Regions from separate parts of the Homo sapiens genome. Here all the other regions are linked to region 1. Evidence: chromatin contacts called from ENCODE Hi-C data. All regions are on one chromosome and are shown on one strand. The core of a region is the stretch at or near the end of the contact, and the rest is flanking DNA. Distances in the headings are between cores, read along the strand shown. Region 1 holds the start of CFAP46 (cilia and flagella associated protein 46). Region 2 holds the start of KNDC1 (kinase non-catalytic C-lobe domain containing 1). Region 3 holds the start of ADGRA1 (adhesion G protein-coupled receptor A1).

Evidence for each region. Hi-C counts contacts between places; a loop is a spot of excess contacts on that map. Pooled maps may share reads with other maps.
Region 2: a loop to region 1 is called in a pooled map, with 2.1 times the contacts of the local background. The contact joins the promoter of KNDC1 here to the promoter of CFAP46 in region 1. A Hi-C loop is called at or near these places in 1 of 50 pooled maps.
Region 3: a loop to region 1 is called in a map of Panc1, with 2.5 times the contacts of the local background. The contact joins the promoter of ADGRA1 here to the promoter of CFAP46 in region 1. A Hi-C loop is called at or near these places in 5 of 168 maps with a recorded cell type or tissue (Caco-2, Panc1, dorsolateral prefrontal cortex and 1 more), 1 of 37 single-sample maps with no recorded cell type and 4 of 50 pooled maps.

Annotation. Positions count from the first base shown.
Region 1 is chr10:132,940,310-132,944,714 of GRCh38, forward strand. CFAP46 (cilia and flagella associated protein 46) reads right to left here and starts at 2,261. Exons shown (of 58, transcript NM_001200049.3): 1 at 2,127-2,261; 2 at 1,671-1,795; 3 at 1,282-1,413; 4 at 687-751. The coding sequence starts at 2,175. It overlaps LOC105378572 (a long non-coding RNA gene), which reads left to right and starts at 3,058. Exons shown (of 3, transcript XR_007062348.1): 1 at 3,058-4,266. It overlaps LINC01166 (long intergenic non-protein coding RNA 1166), which reads right to left. Exons shown (of 2, transcript NR_120627.1): 2 at 3,658-4,405. RefSeq lists enhancers at 1,574-2,157, 2,158-2,741.
Region 2 is chr10:133,158,080-133,162,484 of GRCh38, forward strand. KNDC1 (kinase non-catalytic C-lobe domain containing 1) reads left to right here and starts at 2,140. Exons shown (of 30, transcript NM_152643.8): 1 at 2,140-2,490. The coding sequence starts at 2,389. RefSeq lists enhancers at 2,511-3,100, 3,101-3,691.
Region 3 is chr10:133,085,558-133,089,962 of GRCh38, forward strand. It overlaps ADGRA1 (adhesion G protein-coupled receptor A1), which reads left to right and starts at 2,367. Exons shown (of 7, transcript NM_001083909.3): 1 at 2,367-2,581; 2 at 3,151-3,355. The coding sequence starts at 3,353. ADGRA1-AS1 (ADGRA1 antisense RNA 1) reads right to left here and starts at 1,140. Exons shown (of 3, transcript NR_111905.1): 1 at 932-1,140; 2 at 1-89. RefSeq lists an enhancer at 3,521-4,283.

The DNA of each region.
Region 1 (4,405 bases), core at 1,011-3,510:
TATGCTTGAAACTGTCAAGCTTGCACAAAACTGATTTGAATAGGATATGAATCAGTTTTGTGCAAGCTTAACAGTTTGAAGCATGATATTTGTTTTTGTGCAGAAAGCACTGATTTTGTAGAAAGTGCTGGAGTCGCCTCCGCAGGGACAGCGGCCTTGGCCAAGTTGTCCGCTAGGGAGCAGCAAAGGCACGCTGGGCCGAAGAAGGAACCGTGGGGAAGGAGAAGGCGCCCTGGGGGTGCGCCCGGGGAGGCCCTGGAGAAAACAGACTCTTTTTTTTTTTTTATTGATACAGAGTCTCGCTGTCATCCAGGCTGGAGTGCAGTGGCGTGATCTGGGCTCACTGCAACCTCCGCCTCCCGAGTTCAAGTGATTCTCCTGCCTCAGCCTCCCCAGCAGTTGGGATTACAGGCATGTGCCACCACGCCCGGCAGAAAACAGACTCTTCACAGCCATCTAAAATCACGAAAACCGCCGAGTGCAAAAGAGGCTGTTACTCGGAATTCGGCATGAATGTGGCCTGTCCACACGCTGACGAGATGAGGGAGTGATCACACGTGCATGAAAATCACAGACCACAAACGAGGGGAAACCCCACAGTTCAAATAAATACACCCACTTGATAAGTTCTGGCTCTGAAGTCTTTCACCCAGTCAGTGAGAAACGGCCACTTCAATTTTGCCTACCTCGGTTCTCCTTTGGCAAAGTTTATGGCCTTCATGTACTCAGTCACGCAATTTTCAAATTCCTCCTAAGGCAACATAAAGAAGCACAATTAGACCGAAATACTGACCCCTGCTCACTGCCCCATCTGCGGATGCCACGGCTCCCTCACGGTTGGCCTGGTACCCCCTGTGTGTCACCTGTGTATCCACAGGTGACGGTGTGGCAGACACAGCCTGAGTGTCGTGGCGAGGTCCTGGACCTGCACCCGGGTTCCCGTCCCGCAGACACAGCGAGGCAGCAGAAACCGCAGTGCCTGTGCTCCAGCACGCCCGCCCCACCCCAGCTCCCCTGTGCCCACTCGGGGCAGCTGCAGGCGCAGATGCCACAGAGACCACGCTGCTACGAGGCAAAGGTCCAGGGGTCCTGTGTGTCAGATATCACCACTTGAGCAAAAAGCATGGACAGGAAATGGTGCAAGTTTCGTGTCACTCTGGAAAGGAATTCCTTCACTCTACTACCCTAAGAACGATTTTAAGCCTGGTCTAGCCTGGCATTGCTCTGGAGATGGGGTGAAAATTGAACTGTTGGGGATAAGGGGCACAGGACGCCTCTCACCAGGTTTTCTGCCGACTTCGGGGCACACATCTGGGCCCTGCACAGGTGCGCTCGGCCCAGAAACTGGGTGATGGGCGCCTTCACCTTGAAGTACATTTGGATGCAGTCCTCGCTCACCTCTGGCTGCCTCATCTGCAAGAGAACACCACCACAGAAGATCACAGACCCGGAGGGGTGGCCTCCCTGCCCAGAAGCACCACGGGCCCGCTTTCAGAACAGGCCCCCAGCACAGGTGGAGCCTGTTTCCAGCCCCATCCTCCATCCTGGCCCCTTGACTGCCCGGCCAGGAGCTGCCTCTCCCCAGCCCCACTCTGCATCCGCTGCACACCCAGAGGCCCTCCCTCTCCCTGTCAAAGCTGCCCTGACCGAGGATCCCGGGAACTAGTTACCTTCAGGGCCTGCTCTGCACACAGAACAAACAGGTCTGGGCTGAAGCTCTCTGAGGGGTCAAACTCCGATTTCCCTAGGTTGGCCGATTTGATCAACTCGTAGGCCTTCTTCAAGGACGCAGCATCTGTCCCAAACGGGTGGTTGAGGAAGGTTTGGTCACTGGGCTGGGAGAAGTGAGCCGGGCAACGCCATCCCGAAGGCCCCAGGCAGCCGCCTTGGGCCCCCGGGCCACAGCCACCGTCAGAACCTGTCGCCGCCAGGGAGCAGCGGTGTGGGCGCCTTCCTGTACGTTTGCTCTGGTCAGACGATCGGGAGGTGGGGGCTCCGGCTGTGGCCCTCGAGGGATCACCCATTGGGCGGGCTGGGATGAGAGGGTCCGGGGCCTCCCCGGGGCGGGGGTCGTGGCGGGTCCCGGGGCCTCCCCGGGGCGGGGGTCGTGGCGGGCCTGGGGTCACCTTGCTGGCTCTCGGCGCGGGCCAGCTCCTGCGTGATGACCAGGTCCATGGCGCCGGCGCCCTGCTCGTCCGCTCTCTCCGGGGTCCGCGGTGCGTCCTGCCGCCCACTGTCGGTTGGGTTCTCCAGCCGCGAGGACCCGGCCACGGTTGCCTGGAGACCGAAAGGGACGCGGACGCGGGGCTACGGGTCGGCGGCGGGGCCACACTTCGGGGAAGGCGAACAACGCCGCGCCCCCGCCCTGCCCCCCGCCAGCTCCGCGGGAGTGAGACACCAGGGCAGCGACCCCCGGCGAGGGGCGGGAAGAAGAAAGGGGAGGGAAGGCGGCGTGGGGGGACGCCGGGGGCTCCGCGCGGGCCTCCTCTCCCCGCTCAGGGCTCCTGTGTGCCCGGGTTCTGGTCCTGACCCCGGGCTCACCCTCCACCTTCCCCGGGAACTTCCGACTGCGTCCTTCGCGCCTGCGCTCGTCGGCTCATTCATTCATTCATTCATTCATTCATTCATTCATTCATTCATCCATTCAGTCAGTCAGTCAGTCAGTCAGTCAGTCATTCCTTCATTCTTTCGTTCTTTCATTCATTCCGTCATTACTTTAACAGGCGGTGATTTGCCCCTGCCACGGTGCTGGAAGTGCAGCGGGCACAGAAAGTCGCGCAGTGGAAATGCGGGCTGCGGGCGTGGATGGGGCCGCCGGGTCTGGGGACGAGCTAAGACCTGGCAGCAGGGGGTGGCCGAGGCGGGAGGAGCAGACGCAGAGCCCCGGCCCCCACGGAGAGGGTAGCAGCGCAGCCACCTGCCCCCCGGGGCTCCCCACCTCCCAGCCGGGGCTGCTTTCCGGCCGGGGTCCGGACGGCGCCTACGACCGACCCGAATTGGAGGCTTGGCGGGGCGCGCAGCCCCCGCGCGGGGAAGCCGGAGCCACTGAAGGACTTGGGTCGGCCTGGGGAGGGGAGGGCCCGGGACTCACCCCGGGGTGGGCACACTAGGGGAGCTCTAGGGGAGGCCCACCTGGGGTAGGCCCACCTGGGAGAGGACCCCCTGGGAGAGGCCCACCCACGAGAGTCCCACGTGGGAGAGTGGAATTCCACCCGGGAGAGGCCCACCTGGGAGAGGACCCCCTGAGAGAGGACCGCCTGGGAGAGGCCCACCTGGGAGAGTGGAATTCCACCCGGGAGAGGCCCACCTGGGAGAGGACCCCCTGAGAGAGGACCGCCTGGGAGAGGCCCACCTGGGAGAGTGGAATTCCACCCAGGAGAGGCCCACCTGGGAGAGAACCCCCTGAGAGAGGACCGCCTGGGAGAGGCCCACCTGGGAGAGTGGAATTCCACCCGGGAGAGGCCACCATACCTACATGGGATCAAATAAGCTGCCTGGACATAGTTTTGAAACCTGAACGTCGTATGTTTCTCAGGCTCCTAGAGCCCCACCCCGTCTTGAAGTTGGCAGCCTCAGATCCCTGCTAAATGACCATATTCCTTCCCAAAGACAGTTCTCAGATGGGCCTTTGTTGGTAAAGACACTCCACACATGGGTACAGCCTCGATAAAATATTTATCCCCTCAGAGAAAGTATATCCAAACATAATGTAGTAAGAGATTTCCCAAATCCAAGGGCATTAAATATTAAAACTCAGTTTTCTAGTTACACATTAGCCTTAAATATCAAGAGTGCAACACAAAATTATCACAGAACGCAGGAAAAGGAGATGAGAAAGGCCGCAGATGGGCAGCCAGGTGGGCCGGGGCACAGGGCAGGGTCGGAAAGGGTCCCCAGCCCAGGAGCTTCTGTGTCCGTGGAGTGGGGGGCACCACCCTCCTGGCCCGTGGATGTGTTCAGCAACCTGGAACTGCTCGGGACCCATAGTCCAGGCATTCTTATGGAGGCTCCATCGCAGACATGAAGGATGATGGTGGATGATCCCTGGAGGAGGGTGGGTGCAGGGTTGAGAGCTGCAGGTGCTAATCCTGGCTGGTCTCTCTGGTGACTGGACCCCCTCCAGGAGCCACCAAGCCTCACCTCATTTGAATGGAAGAATCTGCTGCCATCACCCAGGAAATTCGAGGGCTTTTGGAGCCCTGTGCGGGGTCTCGGGAGCAGAGACCAGATCTATTCATTTCTCATTTCATCACCCCATCTTGCCAGGTAGAGACGGTGTCTGTGTCTGGGCTCCCAGGCTGGACCCCAGAGGCCTGCTGTATATGCGCCCGCTGGCGTTGCCATCACGGGGCACTCTCATGGGCGGCTTAAACAGCGGGAAAGGAGGCGGGAAGGCCGAGAACAA
Region 2 (4,405 bases), core at 890-3,389, 220 kb after region 1:
CGGACCTGATCGTGCAGCTGGGAAGCCCCTCAGAATTCCGACACCACCACAAGCATCCTCGGGAGGAAGCTGTGCCAGCACATGCTGGGCACACAGGGCTGGCACCGAGAGGCAGGAGGGCTTGATGAGGAGGCCGTTCCTTGTGGCTCACGGAGGGCTCTTGGCCGTTTCCGCGTGGCACCCAGAAGCTGCTCACCAGCTCTAGAAGACGTGGGGCGATGAATCCAGACCCTGGAGGAACTGCGCCCTCGTCCAGCATAACTGAGGTGCCAGGACACAGGACCGACATCGCACCCTCCACTTGGGTCAAAGCTTTATCACTGCAGGCGAGTGTGCGGGCGCCCGGGACAACTCGCAAAACGTCTGGAAGTTCCCACCACTCCCCAGAACAACAGAGACCAAAGCCCACAAATCTTTAAAGGAAAGCAGCAGGTGCGTAAAAGAAAGAGCCTGCGGCCCCTGCCCGAGGCCCCTCCCCACGTGCCCAGCCCTGAGCAGCAGCAGCGCTGAGTGACCCAGGTGTGGGAAATGCCTGCTGAGGGGTTTTAGGCCGCAACAGCCGAAGCTGACACGGCCGACTCCAGGAGCCTGTGAGTTCTGCATTTTACCAACCGCATGCACGTCTTTCCAGGAGTGCTTGCCCTATGGCTGCCCCCCAAATTATGGGGTTACCTTTGCCCCCTATTCAGTGTCTATATCCTCACCCCAAGCCCGTGAGGTGACCTGGGCACTCGGTGACAAAGTCCTGTGCTTGTGGGGTCCCTGGTGCCTTCCCTTTGGGGTCACGTCAGCCCGGCGTTCCCCCGGAGGCACAAGTCTGGGTGGCAGCTGAGAGGCGTCAGGGGCACATCCAGACCTGACAAAGGAGGCGGCCCCAGCCCTGCAGCAGAGGGCCCAGGAGCCCAGGGGCTCAGCTCCAATGTCCAGGTCTGAGCACCAGGGTGCAGCGGGATCAGGCTCCTGGAGCAGAGTCTGCCTGCCACTTCCGCCTCCTTCCAAGACAGGGACTGGGGCGCTGCAGGCCCTGTGGGGCCCACAGAGAGAGAGCTCAGGGACAGCTGGCTGAGGCCACCCTCTGTGAGACTCCTCCTCTCCAGCTCCAGCCCACTCCACCTTGGCTTGCTGCCCAAGCTTCCAAACACCCAAGGATGGGGGAGGCTGCACCTGACTGCTGACTCGGTGGACCAGGGTGGGCCCCAGGGTGGGCATTTTCAATAAGGTGGGGCTGCCTGGCTGGACGCAGGGAGTCTGCCCAGCACCTGCCCCACTCCCAGCCTCCGGCTTCAGTGCCCACCTGGCTCCCGGGGAGCTGAGCCCCTGAACTCCCTGCCAGGCCAGAGTGACAGCCCGGGTGACCGACCAGGGGACAGAGTGCTGGGAATTCACGTCCCTGAACACACTGCACCCTCCCACTCTGCGGTCAAAAGCCCTGCTGCTCCTTCAAGCCAGGAGCATGGATTAAGTACCTACTGTGTGCCTGGCCAGCCACACGGACGGGGAGCTGACAGCCGGGCCCTGAAGCCGCCCTCTCTCCTGTGGGAGTTCTGGGGGTGGCCGGGGAAGGTGAGATTCTCCTCCACCCTCCCTGCCTCTTGGCCGAGCTTGGGGCTATCCTGGCTCTTCTGACCGCGGCACTACCGTGGGCCGGGGTCACCCTGGCGCTGAAGAAAGCCCCGGGGGGCCTTTGGGGCAGGAAGAGGTCAAGAGCCCCAGGACCCCCCAGGGTCCCCCAGGACCGGGGAGGGTCGGGTGCCCAGTGGGTCTCTCCGATGCCTCCAGGTGGGGATGAGGCAGCGTTATTGCCCCACCCCCAACATCCCCGGGCCTCCGAAAGACCCTCGCTCAGGAGAGACCCCGGCCCAGCGACCGCCCCGCCCCCCACCCCGGGCCCCGCCCCCCACCCCGGGCCCCGCCCGGCCCTGCCCAACGCCGCTGCAGAGGCCACCCCGGGACTGCGGCAGCCCCGCCCGGCAGCAGCGGGGGTGGGACGGGGGCGGCGGGAGCCGGCGAGGGGGTCTGCCCGTCCGAGCTTTCCTGGGCGCCGGCTCCGCCCCTCGACCCTTGGGGCCCAGGTGGGGCGCAGACCCCGTGGCTCCCCGCGGAGGCCACACGCCTGGCTCCGCCCCCGGTGCCTCCCCCAGGAAGGAGCGACGTTCCCTAGGCGCCGGGTCCGGACAGCGCCGCGCAGCCCCCGCGCACCCCGCGCCCCCCGCGCCCCCCGGGCCCGCCCCGTATCCCTGACCGCGTCCCCTGGAGACACTGCGGCAGCGGCGGGCGGGCGGGGGCGGGCGAGGGCCGGGCGCGTCTCCATGGAGCCAGGGCGCGCGTAGCCGAGCCCAGCCCAGCCCAGCCGGAGGCCCCGGGGGCGGTGCGCGGCGCGGCCGCAGGATGCAGGCCATGGACCCGGCCGCGGCGGATCTTTACGAGGAGGACGGCAAAGACCTGGACTTCTACGACTTCGAGCCGCTGCCCACCCTCCCCGAGGACGAGGTGAGCCCCCGGCCCCACTGGGGGGCCCCTTCCGCCGCCGAGGGGTCCGCGGAGAGCGCCCGGGGGGAGGACCCGGGAGGGGCTGTGAGCTCCCGCCTCCCCAGGCGCCCTCCATGGCCGAGGGGTTCCCACCGCCGTTCTCAGCCCCCGCGTTAGGATTTTCACCCGGAGGGGACAGCACCCCCGAATGCGCACGGGACGGCGGCGGGTGGGCAGCCCCTGCAGAAGTTGGTGCGCGGTAGCTCCTGGTGGAAACCCTGGCGGGACAGTGTGGGGGCAGCAAGGAGGACGGAGGGGGGTCTGCTTACTCCCTGCCGGGCCCCAGGAGGCCAGCGGGGTGCAGAGCAGCAGAGTCCAATCAGGCGCCGCTCAGGAGCTGGGGGATGAGGTCCCCGGAGCTGAGGTTCAGGAGCGGGGGGTGGGGGGAGCGCTGGATGACTGCCCCCCGAGACTGAGAGCTGCTTCCTGCTCTCTGGTTTTCCGGGCCTTCACCCAAGACCCCCCTACCCCGCAAGGTGCAGAGGGGCTCTGCCTGCCATCTGCATACCCTGGCGCTTCTGCTCATGGACCGCCCACCCTACAGCACCGGCTGCCCAGACGCCACCTTGGCTGGGTCTGACCCTGTAGCTCAGCTCTGGCTTGGCTGGGATGGAGTGGACAAGCCAGGCCCGGAAGCATGAGAGGTGGCCCCCAGGGGATACAGCAGCTCCCAGAGGGACCCTCACCCTCCAGGGATCCGAGATCTGCCAAACCTCCAACAGGCAAGAGCCCAGACGCTGGGCGCCTGCGTCTCCGGGTGACAGCGTCGTCACCTGCAGCCATTAGTGGGATGTTGTGGCGCCCTCTCTTTAAAGCCGGCCAAGTAAGCCTGGAGCAGGGAATCCCGGCTGCAGCAGCCGCGGGCCTGACCCCCTCGCAGTCCCCACCTGCTGCCCCAGGGGAGTGGGCTCTGAAGGGACCGGGAGTTTCTGCTGTGGAAGCACCGTCCTTCTGGGAAGGTTCAGCCCCAGGAGGCCCTCGGCCCAGCCACCTAGAAACAGCTGAGGCTGTGCGGGGGTTGGCGATGCCCCCGCCCCCACCATGGCCTGGATTCGGTGCAGTTGAAGGCTGCAGAGAGGAGCAGCCAGGGGAGGCAATAAAGCTTCCAAGATCACCTCGGCTCTGACCGAGAGGGAGGGGCAGCCCGCAGCCTTCAGAAACGCCCCAGGACACATCCCAGGGTATCTGTTAGGAGGCGGCCCTGAGGACGCAGCTCTTCCCACAGCTCCTTCGTGCATCAGAGGCCTGAGCCTTGAGGGCCTCCCCGCTCCGCACACGGAGGCAGCAGCCGGTGCCACGCACACAACACGCCGCGCCAGGCGCGAGCCCACTTGGAGCCACAGGCTGTCTTTCTGCACACTCCCCACTCCCGCTCCCCACCCCCACGCACACACCAGTGTCCTCGGGCCGGCCGGACAGCTCCCGGCCGGCACAGTACTGGGGTGGGTGGCTCCATCCTGTGACGTCCACCAAGGCCTCCAGGTGAACTGTCATCCCACCGAGTTTGCAGCGTGCAGTGGGAACGTTCAGGTGGGCCCTTCGCAGACACTCCTGGAAAGCATCGGGTGGTCCCTGGCCCAACCCTGTGCCCAGTACTGAGCCCAACACACCCCATGTCTCAGAATTCCCCTGGCGTTCAGACTCTGCTTCCCACACGTGTTTGGCTTGGAAGGTTCTGAAATCTCCATCGGGGCACCTGACTTGCATGGGAAAACCGTCCTGGGTGAGGTGAGGGCACGGTGAGGTTGCATCATCATCCCAGAATGCCGGAAGGCCAAGGGTGCAGGGCAGCTGCCGGGAAAGCACGGTGGCGCCAGGCCCAGGACATATGCAGGCTTCATAAGATGTAGGAACTCACTCATTCTACAGCTAATTA
Region 3 (4,405 bases), core at 1,117-3,616, 150 kb after region 1:
TGATCCTCCAGGGGGGCAGCTCCTCATCCTGCCACACAGCGCCCGGAGACTTCTGGAACACACAACCGCAAGTGGGGTCTAACCTGCAACTGGAAGAGCACGTGACTGTCTGTGCCTCGGTTTCCCCATCCCACAGGCGTGCCGCCCAGGCCACCATGTGGGACTGTTCAGGAGACAGTGCCCGGTCCCCAGCACCACCCTGGAGATGAGACCTGAAGCAGGTGCCCTCCAAGGGCAGCTCCAGGGAGGGGCTCGCAGAGCAGCGGGGGAGGGGCCCTGGGGGGCAGCTGTGAGTGAGCAGGAGACACCCGGTGCCCCCACCCCTCACAAGGCCGAGCCCCACAGACTCTGCCCAAGGGCAGCTCTGGAACACGTGGCAGTGCCAGCTCCCCCTGGCTCTCTCTCCTTCACCTAGGTTATCACTAGGTGTGGAATGGGGGGGGAGGGGCAGCCCTCCCGGGTCCTGACCACCACGTGCGGGGGCAGCAGGACATTCGCAAGCCAGTGGACCTGTCTGCCTCAAGTGCCGGACCCCAGGGCCCCCACAGCACCTGGTAGCCTTCTGTGTGTCCTACCCGGATACCAGCGGCCTCCAGGGCTTTCCCTTGGACAACCTTTCCCTTTGGAGCCTGTGGGGGCCCAGCCCAGGGCCCAAAACCAGCTAGGACTGAGGTGGGCAGTGGGAGCTTCTCTGGGGCCTCCCAGAGCCTGGCTGGCTCCACCACCTCCCTCTGCCCCCACAGCACCTTCGAGAAGTTCCCCCGCAAAGTCCCCGTGGGACTCAGGGCAGGGCTCCAGTCCGTGTGCAGGGAAAGAGACAAGCCAGGGCCACTCCCCCCACCGGCCGGGGCCTCCTCTGGGCCCCAACTGTGATGTGCCAGGAGCCTCCCGGGAGACACAGGCTGACCTGTGCTCAGTGTGGTACCCTCACCTGGAGCAGTCTCTGTGGTGGGAGCCGCTGGGTGCAGGAGTAAGACGTCAGGGCAGAGCCCATGGGGACCCCCGGCCTGGGGACGTCTGGGGCAGAATCCTCCCCTTGCTGCCCGCTTCTTCCCAGCCCTCTTGTCCAGGACCATCACCCAGGGGACACCAGGGGGGGCTCCGAGGCTCCAAGGGAACGGTGTCCAGGGAGTCAGGGCGGCCAGGTCCTGGGGTGCCTAGAGCGTCTCCAGCTGGGAACTAGACCGTCGCCTGCCTGGACCCTGTGTCCCTCAGCTGGAGTTCAGGGACCAGCACAGTGTCCCCACAGAGGGGCTCTGGGAACACCAGCTAGATGGGGCAGTGGGGCCCTGAGCACATCCCGCTCAAAAGCCCCATAATGAGAGGCCGGGGAAGCGGAACGCTGTCACCCCTGCATCTAATTCTGCCTCTGTGAGTCTTCATGACAACCTCCCAATAGTACATCCTTCAGGCCCCTCAAAATCCATGGCAGCAGGGCCTGGGGACCCCCTGAACAGGCGCCAGTGTCACAGAACCTGGGGCAGAAGTAGCCATGCAAGGGTGGAGGCCAAGGAGGGAACAGGTGGAGGGGTGTGGGGTCACCCAGGGCCAAAGGGGGAACAGGTGGAGGGGTGTGGGGTCACCCAGGGCCAAAGGGGGAACAGGTGGAGGGGTGTGGAGTCCCCCAGGGCAGTTCCTGAGACTCTTGCTGAGGCTGCCACCAGGCCAGCACGTGCCCCAGAAAACGGAGTTTGTGACGAAAACTGGAGTGGACTTGGACCCACCTTGTCGGGTAGGAGGCCCCTTGGGGCAGGATAGGGACCTGTGGGATGTGTGCAGAGCCCAAACCTCGCTGCGGGTGGGAGGCTGGGCTGCGCCGCCCCTGGCACCCTGGCCTCCACACTCGCCTTGGCTCTGGATGCCCAGCTCTGTGGCCCAGGATGCAGGAGGGTTGGGGTAGGGGGACAGGGACGCTTTCTGCACAGCCACAGGCCCTGTCTGTCTACACCGGCTGCGGCTGCCCTGCTGACTCACACTCAGACGGGTTCACGACAGGTGCACCTCGGTTCTGGCATATCTGGACTTGAGAATGTTAAATAAAGGATGGAAAATTCCTTCCAAATCCATTTTCTTGTGTATATTTCTGTTCCTGCAGCTTCTCCACGGATGGAGATTGTCTTTGGGAATAACACAGGGTCGTGCAGTCCGCCCGGCGGCGTTTTCGGGCGAGGGTCTGGTGCTGGGGAGCGAGCGCGGAGCGAGGTGTCTCTTTAAATACGCTCTGCAGTGTGACGGCGGCCGCCCGGCTGGAAGAGCCATCCCCACCCTGCGGCAGGAGCCCGCCCGCCGCCATCGCCCGCCCCGGTCCCCATGGTTACGCGCCTGCCTCCGGCCCCGGGTCCCCGCTGTCGCCGCGGGAGGTGCGCGCAGAGGCGGCGGCGCTGCTGGCCGGGCTGGGCCGCTCGTGCGCGGGGCTGTGACTCACCGGCCGGCGCCGCAGCCCCGCAATCTGTTGATAACTCGGTCCCAGCTCGGCCGCTGCCCTCGCGAATGGAGAGCGGGTCCCCGGCGGGGGGAGCGCAGCGCGTCTGTCTCCGGGAGCGCGGCCCGGCCGCCCCGGCAGCCGCTTCGGCCACAGCAGGTGGGAAGGACGCGCGGGTCTGGGCGGCGGGAGGGACGCGCGGGGCCGCGGCTCGGCAGAAAAGCTCGCGCCCCGAGGTGACACTGGCCGCGAGGAAAGCAGCTCCGAGTAACTTTCGGCTCCGCTGGGGCGGGAGGCGCCACGGATAATCCAGGGCCCCCGCCCCGCGCGCCCGGCCCGGAGCTCGAGCCACATCCAGGCAGAGCAGGCGCCGCGGCCGGGCTGGGGCGGGCGGGTCACTCGGTGCCGGTTCCCGGTGCAAACCCCCCGGCGCGCCTCTGGCTTTGTGCAGCCCGAGATGGTTGAGTTTGGCTCCGGAGCCGGGAGTGGGGCGCAGATTGATTTTTAAATATGGAGAAGGAGACGCATCTGCCGCTGGCGCGTTCGGTCCGAGCCCCCCACCGGTCCCCACCGGCACCGCCTCCGCCAGCCCCAGGCGCAGCCCCCAGGCCGCCCGCGGAGGGGAGGGAGCGACAGGGGCCGCGGCTGCTCCCTGGCGGGGTCGGGGCTGCGAGCTGCCCTCCGCGGGGACCCTCCGCCCGCCCCGCTGACCGCCGCTGTCTTCACAGATGGGAGCAGCTCCCGGACTGCGCCCGCCCCGCCGCGGTCACCCTGAGGCCAGGGGCCCGGGAGCGCGACCTCCTGGCCGCCGTCTGGGACTTTGACCTTCCAGAGGCCATGGAGGCTGGCGGGGAGCAGGGCGCCACCTGATCGCCTCCCCCTGGACGCCTCCTCCAGCGGCGCTCACGCTTCCGCAACTTTGCAGCGCTCATGGTGAGTACGGGGGTCCCGGGGGTCCTGCAGCTGGGGGCTAGGCCGCTGCGGGGGGGCGGCCACCCGTATGGGGACTCCCAGGCTGGAAAAGTTGTGGAATGGCGAGCTGGTGACCGGGCTTCCGGGCTCAGTGCCGGGGTGGGAGGCTCTGTGGAGTGGGGGCCGGGGACAGGCCGCGTGTCTGGGCACCTCTGCTCCCCGCGTGCTGGGTGCTGATCATACTAATGAGTTGCAGGCATATGGCAATGTGGAATCATTTAATCAATGGAGGCGACGTCCCTCCCGCAAAGCTGGCATCCGTGCCCTGTGAAAACCTGGTCTGTGCCTGGGCTGGGGTCCCTGCCACCCCAAGCCCCTCCACCCTGGTCACCGGCCTCCTCCACGCCACCCTGCCGGCCCCTTCCCATTAGAAAGTTGATGAAAGGCAGTGCGGACAGACGTAGGTGGGCTTCAGCAGTGGAGGCTGTGGCGGAGAGAAGGCGGCCGCGCACACGGCAGGCACGGGAAGGGTGTTTCAGCGGGAAGGGGCTCGTGGCTGGCAGCTGGCTGGATCGGCTAGCCGAGCCCATCGTGGGTCCCTCCCTGAGGCACCAGCAAGCTTTTGCTGCAGTTGCTGAATGTCTGGGTTCCGGAAGGGCTGACAGCTGAGTGAACAATGCATTGTGTGTGCTGGTAAGGGACAGCTGACAGGCGGTGAGGACCCAGGGCACGTGCAGAGAATGCCAATGGCCTCTAGAATGTGCGGCCGCCACAGACGCCGGCTGGCGTGCTTCGGAGCAGACCCAGTGTTCGCTGCATAAGGAGCCATCGGTCTGAGTCACTTGCTCATTTTCTTCTTGTTCCGTTCGAAATGTCCAAGCAAGAGAGATGCCTTTGCCAACATTCAGTATCGTCTTCCAGTGGCTGCTTCACCTCTGAGGCTGGCTGAGGTCTCCGCACTTACCTTTCAGACACCTGACAAGGTTGCGTCTCCAGCACCAGCAGCACCTCAGGGGGCAGCAGGCCAGCCCCAGGGCTCCTGCCTGCCCCCAGGCTCCCACCAGCCTCAGG